Linked DNA regions of Homo sapiens: all the other regions are linked to region 3. Evidence: chromatin contacts called from ENCODE Hi-C or POLR2A ChIA-PET data. All regions are on one chromosome and are shown on one strand. The core of a region is the stretch at or near the end of the contact, and the rest is flanking DNA. Distances in the headings are between cores, read along the strand shown. Region 1 holds the start of TCAF1 (TRPM8 channel associated factor 1). Region 2 holds the start of BRAF (B-Raf proto-oncogene, serine/threonine kinase). Region 3 has its middle 38 kb from the start of PRSS2.

Region 1 (3,794 bases), core at 1,001-3,500, 1.1 Mb before region 3:
TGCATTCACTTCTAGAAATCTCTTAGAAGTAAAGTCCCATCCATGTCTGCCCTCCAATCTCAGGCTAGGCCTATGTAGTTTTGAGGGGAGACTAGATTTGCAGGGAAATGAGGAGAGAACACACAACTTGGAGATTTGAAGAGCAAAGGAGACAAGGGCCAAGGAAATCATGGAAGAAGTCTGGAAGGATCTGTCCATTCTCTGGTAATGGTGAACATTCACATAGGGTTTTCCATGTGCCAGACACTGCTTTAAGAGCTTTATCTGTATTAAGTCATTTAATCTTCATAAAAATTCCATGAAGTAGAGACAATTATTATCCCCAATGTTACAGATGAAAACACTAAGATAGAAGTTAACAAGCCCTCTGTGATAGGCAGAAAAATAGCTCCCTAAAGATGTTGATATGGTTTGGCTATGTGCCCCCACCCAAATCTCATCTTGCAGCTCCCATAATTCCCACGTGTTATGGGAGGGATCTGGTGGGAGATGATTGAATCATGGGGGTGGGTCTTTCCCCAACCGTTCTCATGATAGTGGAGAGGTCGCAGGAGATCCGATGGTTTTAAAAACGGCAGTTTCCCTGAACAAGCTGTCTCTTTGCCTGCCGCCATCCACATAAGATGTGACTTGCTTCTCCTTGCCTTCTGCCATGATTGTGAGGCCTCCCCAACCACGTGAAACTGTGAGTCCAATTAAACCTCTTTCTTTTGTAAATTGCCCAGTCTGGGGAATGTCTTTATCTGCAGTGTGAAAATGGATTAATACAGATGTCCAGATCCTAATTCCCAGAATTTGTGATACGCAATGCTACATGGCAAGGGAGAATTAAGGTTGCAGACAGAATGAAGGCTGCTAATTAGCTGACCTTGAGATGGGAAATTATCTAGATTATCTGGATAGGCACAATGTAATCACAAGGTCCTTCTAAGTGAAAGAAGGAAGCAGGAGACTCAAAGAAGGAGATGTGACACAGAAGCAGAGGCTGGAGCCATGAGATTGCTGACTTTGAAGATGAAGGAAAGGGCTGCAAGCCAGGGAATGCGGGAGCCTCTGGAAGCTGGAAAAAGCAAGGAAAATAGATTTGTCCCTAGATCCTGCAAAGAGAAACACATCCCTGCCTACACCTGGATGATAGCCCAGTGAGACCTGTGCTGGACTTCCAGGACCTACAGTCCTGGAAGATAGTAGTAAATCTGTGTTGTTTTAAGCCACTAAATGTGTGAAAATTTATCACAGCAGCCTTAGCAATGAATACACTGCCCAACTTGTAAGCAGAGGATGTGGTGGCTTCAAAGTCCAGGCTTTTTCCCTGCTACTCCTTTCTTTCTTTCCTCCCTCATGCCCAATATCTGTCATCTGTTGATTGGTTAGTAACATTCTCAACGCCTTACTGTTTTATTAAACTTATAAAAACAATGTATTGGTTTAAAAAAAAACAATTCAGTGGTTGTGAAGGTAAGAATCAATAGACAATTTCTCCACCGTTAGCCCCGCCTCTTATAGAAGCACATGCAGCATGTCTTCTTCATACACGAATGTAATGCTAAAGCTGATGCAGTGGCTCAGGCCTGTGATCCCAGCACTTTGGGAGGCCGAGGCGGGAGGATCACTTGAGCCCTGGCGTTCGAGACCAGCCTGGGCAACAAAGTAAAACCCTGTCTCTAACAAAAAATCAAAAAGTTAGCTGGGCGTGGTGGCGGCGCACTTGTGGTCCCAGCCTCTGAGGTGGAAGGATCGCTTGAGCCTGGGAGGTTGAAGCTGCAGTGAGCTGTGATGGCACCACTGCACTCCAGCCTGGGTGGCAGAAGCAGACCCTCCCCCTGGAGGGGAGGGGAGGGGAGGGGAGGGGAGGGGAGGGGAGGGGAGGGGGAAAGAGAGATCCTACTCTCCATTTTAATACAACTTGCTTTTTTAATTAAAAACTATAGCTAGAACCGATAGATTTCACTCGTCCTTAAAAATAGTCCTGTATTATTTTATATAAACATCTCTCGCTATTTATCAAGGCCGTCACTTGTTCAGAAGTATTCTCACTTTTGTTTTGTTTTGTTTTGTTCTTAACAATTTGCTCCCTATATTCCTGGGCTGGCGCCTAGGCCTGCATCCGGGATTTGGCGCCACATCTGCGGGCAGGGCCTCTGAGGTCTAGGGGAGGGACGGCGCCGGCCAAGTCCCGCCCCCGTCCGCGTCGACCAATCAGCTCCCTGGAAGGCCCCTCCTCACCACCCCCCACCCCCGCAGTCTCCGCCTAAGACTTTCCAAGTCCTGTAGTTTCGAGCCCGCTGCCCTTTGCCTCCTGGGCGGAGAAGCTGCTTCCTCCTGGGAACAACCGCCTCCCGCTCCTAGCAGGTTGCTACTGCCCCGAACCCGCGCTGCAGGGAACAGCGGGGCAAACAGTGAGTGGGGTTCAGCGTAGACTCTGGACCAGGAGAGGCCCGCGGTGACCGAGGCCTGGGCCCCGGGTTAGTGTCCGGGGCGGGGAGCGGTGGGCGGGGTGCGACGTTTAGCGTCTGGGGAGGGCCGGGCGTGGATTGCGGCCTCTGCGCGCGCCCCCAGGTGATAGAGCCGTTCCACCGAGGATCCCTTCCTTCGTCTCTACCCCGTTGATGATTTTTCTCTGCAGCTCGGTGCCTATTTCATTCTCGCCGCATTGTTATGCCCTCTGCTGGGCAGGAGGCGATGACCCCCCCTATTTTCGTAGGATTTGTTTTTTGCTCCGCAAGGAGCCATTAAGATCTGAGCTAGCAGGAACCCTCGAGGCGATTTGATCTCGCCAGCTGGGGGCTTGCATTCTTCTAGGCTAGCTTGTCTCCGTTAAGCCCAGGTGGAAGTTCTCATCCACCCCAGTGCTCTAGGCGCCCACGGGCGCAGTGTGGGTTTGTGGTGGGGGAAGGGACCTGGGGAGGGGTGGCGGTGAGAGCGGCGCGGGGATTCAGGCTGAATGTTAGTCTGGAATGCATTTGGCCTGAAGCAGCAAGTGCTGGGTGATACAGTTCCCTGGTAAACAGCCGAGAGCTGGCCGCTAGTTTGGCCCAACCTGCAACGGAAGAAGGCCTTAAGTACAGGAGAAAAAGATCTTTGCCAATTGGATAATCATGGAAATTTAGAAGAAGTACAGCTCGAACTAGACGTAAAGGACAGAATGTGTCTGTCTAGCTGACCAGCCAACCATCGGTCCATCACTTTCATCCTCCAAACTAGTGATTTGTTGATGAATTGGTTTCAATACTTTGTTTTAAAATGTTGAATAAAAAGTAAATGAAATATCTCAGAATGGTCTAAAAAATAATGAAACGAATGCCTGACCATCTCCTTGGGTCAAGAAATAGGGCGTCACAGTACCTTAGAAGCCCATGAGTCCCAACTGATGCCCATGGTCCATTCTCCTCCATTCTCTGAGATGTGACATCTTTCGTGATTTTTGTCTTAATTTAATGAATCCCTTGCTTTTCTTTTTAGTTTTACCATATTTGTGTGTGTATTCCTAAAACATATGTATTGGCTTTCTCATTATAATGACATTATATTAATGACATTATCCTGTACGTATTCTTAAGTTTTATAGATTCATCTTTCATGCTTCCTTCCATTTTCGTTTTCGTCATTTAAGGTGTAAATGTACATAATTTATCCATTCTACTGCTGATGGACATTGGATTGTTTCTACTTTTGGAGGTGTATGATTTATCTATAAGCTATGTAACAAATTACCCCAACACCTAGCAGCTTCAAACCAAAGCGAACAAACAAAACAAGTCCTGTTACCTCCTATCTTACAGTTTCTGTGATCA
Region 2 (3,735 bases), core at 540-3,039, 1.9 Mb after region 3:
GGAAAAGGTGCCATGACTGGCTAATGGTGCTATTTCAGTCTGCTTCTAAGTATGTCCTTATAGTAAAGGGTGCTTCAGATTAGTTTAGCTTGATGACATCATCCCTTGTGATCATTTACTCTACATTTGCCAAGCCACTTTTTGATTTAAATTTATTTCCTCATAGAAACTTTCCTACTTGGAGGAGAATGTACAATGAAGTTAACAAAGCATACCATGTTCATGTTTTTTTTTTTTTGGAGACAGAGTCTGGCTCTGTTGCCCAGGCTGGAGTTCAGTGGTGCAATCTCGGCTCACTGCAACCTCTGCCTCCCAGGTTCAAATGATTCTCCTGCCTCAGGCTCCTGAGTAGCTGGGATTACAAGTGTGCACCACCACACCAGGCTAATTTTTTGTACTTTTAATAGAGATGAGGTTTCACTACGTTGGCCAGGCTGGTCTCAAACTCCTGGCCTCAGGTGATCCATCCGCCTCAGACTCCCAAAGTGTTGGGATTACAGGCGTGAGCCACTGCGCCCGGCCTACAATGTTCATCTTATAGGTTATATTTTTTCAATGCAGAAGAATGTTAGTATTCTCATTCATCAAGCAGCCTCACACAGCATCCTTTACCTGAGAGTAAGCATCAGCTCCCAGGCTTACGGTGACCCTAATCAATATGAAGACACCCTGTTTCAGAAGTCAGTAGGACACCTTTCTATTTCTTGAATCATCCAAAATACAGTAAGGAGGTCGCTGGTGACTTCCCCCATGATGGGAAGTACTAAAAGGCAGAATCCACTTAGTTTTTCATGACTTCATGTTTAGGTTACTTTGGTGATTCACTCCAGGCCATTGGGAGCCCACAGTAATTGTTTCTCATTCCCGTTTCTCTCTTCCTTAAACTTTTCTTTTCCAATTATTTATTCTTTATTAGATCCATGTATTTTTAATAATGAATTGAATTTCATTCTGTAATTGGGCTTCTCAAAGATAATTGACCTCTTCTCTCCCAATTGTTTTCATGCGTATTTTGCAGAGAATGCTTGGAATATTCTGTTCATGAAAGGCACAAAGTACATAAAATATTTTGAGTGATTTTCTTCAAAATAAAAATGATTAGTTTTGATGCTTCAGATGTCTAGAATGCTATGTGCCTTGTACAGGCCCTACGGCATGGAAAGTGCTCAACTGATATTTGTTAAATGAATGAATCTGGAAAACGAAAAATACACGAAATATTTTATTCCTCAACAATGAAGAAAAAGCTTTCAGACTTCCATTTAGACTCGTTTTAACTGGCTGAATTCTTCAATGAAAAGAAAACACGCGTCGCACTGCTAATTTAGCTGTTCCTAAATATATTTCCATCAAATTCTGCTTGGCTGTTTCAACCTTGGGGTTGAAGTTCTTATTTTGATGACACAGAGACGTTCATTGCAGTGGAAATAGCAAGTAGTATTGGCTTCCCCGCCTTCCTCCCTCTAGGATTTCAACTTCTCCTCCTCGAACACCAGCCCTGCTCTTCTAGTAAATCCCACATTACAGAACAGGCTGAGGACGGAGGAGACAAGAGGAAAGTAGGAAACCGGAGCCATGGAAACGGCGGAGCGGAGGCAAAGTGTGAGAGCGCGGGTGGTTAGAAGGGAAAAAACCCTCCCCGGACGACGGCGCGAAGGCGCGCCTCAGATTACGTCACGCACCGGGGTGACGTCACGACCGTGACACGCGGGTGACGCCGTTGCCGCGGCGACTTCTCGTCGTCTCCGCCCCCTTCCCCCGCTCCCCCCCGCACCCCCGCCTAGCGTCCTTCCCCCAATCCCCTCAGGCTCGGCTGCGCCCGGGGCCGCGGGCCGGTACCTGAGGTGGCCCAGGCGCCCTCCGCCCGCGGCGCCGCCCGGGCCGCTCCTCCCCGCGCCCCCCGCGCCCCCCGCTCCTCCGCCTCCGCCTCCGCCTCCGCCTCCCCCAGCTCTCCGCCTCCCTTCCCCCTCCCCGCCCGACAGCGGCCGCTCGGGCCCCGGCTCTCGGTTATAAGATGGCGGCGCTGAGCGGTGGCGGTGGTGGCGGCGCGGAGCCGGGCCAGGCTCTGTTCAACGGGGACATGGAGCCCGAGGCCGGCGCCGGCGCCGGCGCCGCGGCCTCTTCGGCTGCGGACCCTGCCATTCCGGAGGAGGTGAGTGCTGGCGCCACCCTGCCGCCCTCCCGACTCCGGGCTCGGCGGCTGGCTGGTGTTTATTTTGGAAAGAGGCGGCGGTGGGGGCTTGATGCCCTCAGCCACCTTCTCGGGCCAGCTCCGCGGGCTGGGAGGTGGGCATCGCCCCCGTGTCCCTCTCCGTCATGCAGCGCCTTCCTACGTAAACACACACAATGGCCCGGGGGGTTTCCCTGGCCCCCACCCCAGATGTGGGGATTGGGGCAGCGGTGGTTGAGCGGGAGGCTATCAATAGGGGGCGAAACTCAGGGTTGGTCCGAGAAGGTCACGATTGGCTGAAGTATCCAGCTCTGCATCTCTGTGGGGTGGGGGCGGCGGCGGCCTCGACGTGGAGGATATAGGTTAGTTGCTGGGGCTGAGACAACAGCCCGAGTTACTGTCGCGTGTAATTCTTACATGGTCGTGGGGATGATGGGGCTCATCATTTCCTCTCTCCTCTCCCGGACTGCCCCCCTTCTCAGTCCGCTGCCCTTTTTCACTTTTCTATTTGGGGATTTCTCTTCACCTGTTTTACCCAGCAAATTATTTTGATTTAGTCTTTACTTTTTCAATCCTAAATCGCAGTTTCCGATGCCTTTTCTGGTCTCTGGTCCTCTGTTCCTAATGTTTGTCAGCGCTCTGTCGCTGATTGGTAACCCCCATTCTATTCCCATCTACCGCCCGCTCATTTTCCAGTTGTCGGACCTGCCTGCCTTCTAACCCCAGCTCCCACTTAAGAGCATTTTTGCACTTCTCTTACCCTGGTCCTCTTGAGGCTCTGTACTTGATCTCACCACTCCCTAACATTGTTGTCTGTTGTTATCTTCACAAATCCTCCTGGACACTTTGGAGCTACTTGTTTTCTGAGCCCAGAAGCTGTCAAGATTCCATCAGGTTTCACTTGGCTCTTTTCGCGCTTGCACTACTGGCACTTTTTGGCTAGTCGTCCATTGTGCATTCACACCTCTTTATTCCTACCCATTTTTATAGGTCTGATTGATTTCTTAGTGTTGTCCTCCTTTTTGTCCTATTTTTTTCCTTTTCCTTTTTCCTCTCCAGTCCTTGCTTCTCTCAGCCTGTTTTTGCATTAGTCAGCCTCTTAGCACTGTGTCAAATTATTTACGTTTTTTTATTACATAAAATTTATTACAAATATTTGGTATTTTATTACAGAAAATAATACTTTATTATGCTTTACAAATAAGATATGGTATAATAATTGTGGTTTACAGTTATTGATTAGGTAATGTGACTTACTCTGTTGACTTTGCTCGAAGTTCTCTTTGCTACTTACTATTAACATCTAATTTCTCAATTCTCATAACATCTCATTCTCTCTGCAATTTTTTTTTTGCATCATCATCTTTGGAAATTCATCCAATATGCTTGCTTTATTCAGCATCAGCTTGTTTATGATAATGTTTGTTTTCTACTCTTTATATCATCTTTGTTACATGCCCAAAATGTGTTCTGTACCATCATTTGATCTGTTCTAAAATTTCTCATTTTTAAGTTTCTTAAAATCATTCCACTTTTCAGTATGCATTTTTGCTTAGATCAGTTTC
Region 3 (3,924 bases), core at 849-3,348:
ATTTTTGTAGTCTAAAAATTTGCTAGTTGTTATGAACTTGACCTAGTTATTTAATTTTACTAAGTTTCAAGTTTTTCCCCACCTATAAAACTTGCCTCATTGAATTGTTATGTGTATTAAATGAGATGGTGTTTATAAAGCCCTATTACAAGCTCTAATTTTCAACAGGTATTATTTTCCGCTCCTTAAGCTTACAAGATTATTTTCATTACAACTTACCCAAGAGGAAGACTTAGTTAAAAAATTTCAAATCATAAACTACAAGTATGTAATAAATATTAATATTTAAAATGCTAAACATGCTTGGATGGCAAAACCATGAAACTTGAACCCTATGCTGTGCCTATTCAGATGCTGATTCTGTAGGGGCTTTATACAGCTTCAGAATCCTCATTAATAGAGAAATGTCTCAGGCAATCACCACTAGTCAAGTAGAATTAGTAGAGACTTGAGGCAGATTTTTCCTTCCTGTAATATACTGCAAAAATTCTGGAAAACTTCACAAAGGACATAAAATTGTAGCTAAGTTTAGCTCTTTAGGAGGCTAATAGTTATATAAGCAAAATGACATTGCAAGCAGGAGAGTCAGTTTGTGTAGAAATGTGCAGGTCTATGTGAATATTGTAAGTTTTAGAGAATCTGAAGAAAAAAAGTCCTGATCATTGCACAGAGCATCCTAGAGACAGGTGAGCATTGAAGGAGAGGCTTGAAAGCCACCTAAATTCAGCAGAACAAATTAACATCCTCCATGTTATCTGCTCTTATTCATGCAAGACTGTTCATTCCCATAACTGTTTCCATACCATCTAGGACTCAGAAATCCACAGTCATTATAATTCCAGGGGACAAAGGAAAGCAGTTTAGGATGACCGATCCTGTTCAGACATGCTGTCTCTTGCCAATAATTCATCAAACTCACTTGCCCCTTTAATCAGATGAGGCTGTCTCTTTTCTAGGAGAGCTTCCAGGATTTGCATCTGATTTTGCAGATGTGCAGGATGACTATTTCCATATATCTCCTTCCCTGGCCAGTTGCACATGGAAGATTCAGGGCCACATGCTGGTGGCCAGAGGCACTCTCCCCAAGATGCTTCTCATAGATCTCAGCCACCCATGGGACTTATAAGGAGATACCCTTGTGCCTCTAAATAGATCTCAGCCACCCATGGGACTTATAGGGAGTCACCCTGGGGCCTCTGGACAGCTTGAGTAAGATGAAGAATGCCCGGGGTTGGGAAGCTGGTAATACTAAAATTAGGCGACTTCTTATTTTTGCCCAGGATTCAGTGGTTTGGGATAAGAATGCTACAATCCCTTGAGCTCCTGCAGAGCAGGCTTGACCTATTATATACCTGGTAATTTCCCACTACTTACTTTGGGGGTTTCTGCCTCTCTAGTTTTTCATTCTGTCTTGCATTATGTTCTTCTAAGATGTGTTAGAAAATATTCATCACACAGACCTTACAGGCTTTAGCAACTACAGGAAAAAACTACGAGGAGCCAGTCAATGCAGTGCACAAACACTGGCTCAGACATCCAGGGACTGTCCGTTTTGCAGTCTGTTGGTTATCTAGGGCTACCTCTCCTGTGACTCATCAGCACCTCTCATTACATGAGTGGAAGGAAGTGGGAGGATACATGTGGAGGGAGGTGGAAGGGAGTTTGGGGGGCAGGTGGGAAGAGAGAGTTGCCTGAGTGATGTGGGACCAGAAGGGATCCCAACTGGGTCAGAGCAGTTATTGCAGCTGTTTTTCATTCTCCACTATCTTCATGGTGCCCACTGTGGCCTTTGATCTTGTGCATAACCTCCAGCAGGTGTAAAGATGTGTTGGGGGAGGGGAGGCCTGCACATGGATCTGGGATACCTAGATTCCCCTCTAGAGACCCTGCCCCTCCCCTCTGAAGTTCTATTTCTACTGCCAGGATGCTAACCAGGGGCCCAGGTAGAAAGAGCAGCATAGGAGGGGGTTGGGTGCCGGATGCGGTGAGTGTGGTTCTCATGATGCTCTGAAGGTGGGTGGGTGGAGGGAGCAACTTTCACAGGCACCCCAGATGCAGGACCCAGTAAATGTCAAACCACATCCTGTTGTGACTGTAAGAGATGGAGCTAGGGCAGGTGGCTGCTGTGGCTTGGTGCTGATGTGACTCAGAGATAAACAGCCCGGCAGCCAGCACTGGGCTCAGAACCCCCATTCCTACCCCAGTTGTCAGCTATTACCTAAAAGACCCCGATTTACATCTCATTACTTCCCACCTTTTGATTCAGGGCCACTCTCCTTTTTAACACAATTTTCTTGTCATTCATGGCCCTAGACCTTTTTGATGGAGGAGGGCCAGGGAACAGGTGTCAGGGCTCCAGTTGACTCTTGCTAACTGTGGGACTCCAGTGCCAGTGCTGTCCTCTTCCACCATCAGACTGTCTGAGACTATGTCACAGATATGTATGATTTGAGGCCAGGAAGAGCTTAGCTTCTCTGAGTTCCCATTCTCTTGGTACTTCAGAGACTGCAGGCTTTGAATCAGAGAATCTGAAGAGCAGAGTTTGAAGATTCTTAGAGATCACTTTACCCAATGTCCTCATATCACAGAGGAGGACATATAAGCCCAGAGAATAAAAATGAGTTGTTCAGAGCCATGCAGCTGGGGCCAGAGGAGGACCAGAAGCTAATTCTCTGTGTTTTAGCAGCTCCTGGACTTCAGACAAGGCTTGGGGAATGTGGGGTCTCTGTTGAGCTGTGATCTTGCTATGAATTTCATGAATCACTCTTATAGTAATGAATCAGGCAAGATGATCATATCTGAGATGGCATGAGGATAGAAGGATAAATATAATGAATCACAAAATTAGAATCCTGCAGAATCTTAATAGGTTGGAGAGATAAGCTGAATAAACATGATAAACATTCTCTCTCTCCCTCCTCCCCCACCAAACAGAGAAAACCATCTATATGAACACAGGAAGGGGAATATGTGAAAGAAGGATATGTGAAAAAACACCCAGGGGGTGAGTCAAAGTGAGCTCTGTGAGTCAACGGGATGGTGAGCGTACAAAAAGTAGATAAATTGTCCTAATGGAACCAACTAACGTATAAGATGTTGAGAAAGAGGAGGCAAAGTTCCCCCTTTACTCTTTGTAGGTCAGAACCCACCTGGTGCTGGGTCAGGTCCTGTACAACACATTTTTTAAAAGATAGAGGGATAAAAACAAACTTTAATGTTTTCAGAAGGGAGTGATTGGGCTATGGAAAGTAGGACGTGCTCAAAACTGTGCCCTATAATAACAAAATTGAGAAAACTGAAAATGTTTTGCCTGAAAAAAATCTTCAGGTTGGTAGTAGTTATAATAACACCTAATACTTACTGATATTGTTCTAAAAGCTTTACATGTTGTGTGGGTTAAATGAGATAAAACGATCTTATGAAGTTGGGCTTGTAATTGAGCTCATTTTACAGCAAGGAAAACTGAGTCTCAGAGGTGATCACTTGCCCAGGGTCACATAGTTGATAAATGACAGAACTAAGGCTTAAACCCAGGTCTCTGCATTACAACATCTTCTTTGCTACGATAATGTTTTCATCCATCCACTACATGCTTTTTTTCCATTCCAAAAACTCAAGTTTTAAAGTTTCTAATGATTCTGTCTCGCATAGATTTATGGGTTCTTGCCAGAATATGGGCACTCTGTTGCATGTAGACACCTGAGAGGGCTTTTGGGGGGACTATAGGGTCCCAGAGATAAGTGAATAGCAACTGTAGGTTGGCAAAAAGGAGCTGAGAATTAGCTTTACATGTTGTGTGGATTAAATGCTCATATTCACAGAGGGCAGTTGAGATCAGTTGCAGAGCAAGCTGATAAAAATCCTTTGGAAATAGTCACAGGTGTAGGCTCATTTTCAGATCCTTTTTGCTGACCTACAGAAGCC

What was found. Hi-C counts contacts between places; a loop is a spot of excess contacts on that map. ChIA-PET counts read pairs that join two places held with the same protein, here RNA polymerase II (POLR2A). Pooled maps may share reads with other maps.
Region 1: a map with no recorded cell type shows a loop between it and region 3 (14-fold over the local background). The contact joins the promoter of TCAF1 here to the enhancer-like site in region 3. A Hi-C loop is called at or near these places in 2 of 37 single-sample maps with no recorded cell type and 7 of 50 pooled maps. POLR2A ChIA-PET finds 5 or more read pairs at or near these places in 1 of 52 experiments (OCI-LY7).
Region 2: a map with no recorded cell type shows a loop between it and region 3 (10-fold over the local background). The contact joins the promoter of BRAF here to the enhancer-like site in region 3. A Hi-C loop is called at or near these places in 2 of 37 single-sample maps with no recorded cell type and 7 of 50 pooled maps.

What each region holds. Positions count from the first base shown.
Region 1 is chr7:143,900,632-143,904,425 of GRCh38, reverse strand. It overlaps TCAF1 (TRPM8 channel associated factor 1), which reads left to right and starts at 2,250. Exons shown (of 9, transcript NM_014719.3): 1 at 2,250-2,465. It overlaps LOC105375549 (a long non-coding RNA gene), which reads right to left. Exons shown (of 3, transcript XR_007060574.1): 3 at 2,473-3,794. RefSeq lists a silencer at 2,090-2,229 and enhancers at 3,020-3,069, 2,745-3,282.
Region 2 is chr7:140,922,983-140,926,717 of GRCh38, reverse strand. BRAF (B-Raf proto-oncogene, serine/threonine kinase) reads left to right here and starts at 1,789. Exons shown (of 18, transcript NM_004333.6): 1 at 1,789-2,152. The coding sequence starts at 2,015. LOC105375536 (a long non-coding RNA gene) reads right to left here and starts at 1,626. Exons shown (of 5, transcript XR_002956518.2): 1 at 216-1,626. RefSeq lists a silencer at 1,897-1,966.
Region 3 is chr7:142,807,110-142,811,033 of GRCh38, reverse strand. It overlaps TRB. Among named protein-coding and RNA genes, the nearest start is that of PRSS2, 38 kb to the right of the region's middle. RefSeq lists a cis regulatory region at 1,433-2,324 and an enhancer at 1,446-2,645. Within about 2 kb of position 2,098, at least 10 of the 41 ENCODE cell types and tissues checked have a DNase peak (open chromatin) inside an H3K27ac peak, as active enhancers do; they include OCI-LY7, where a contact is called at or near this core.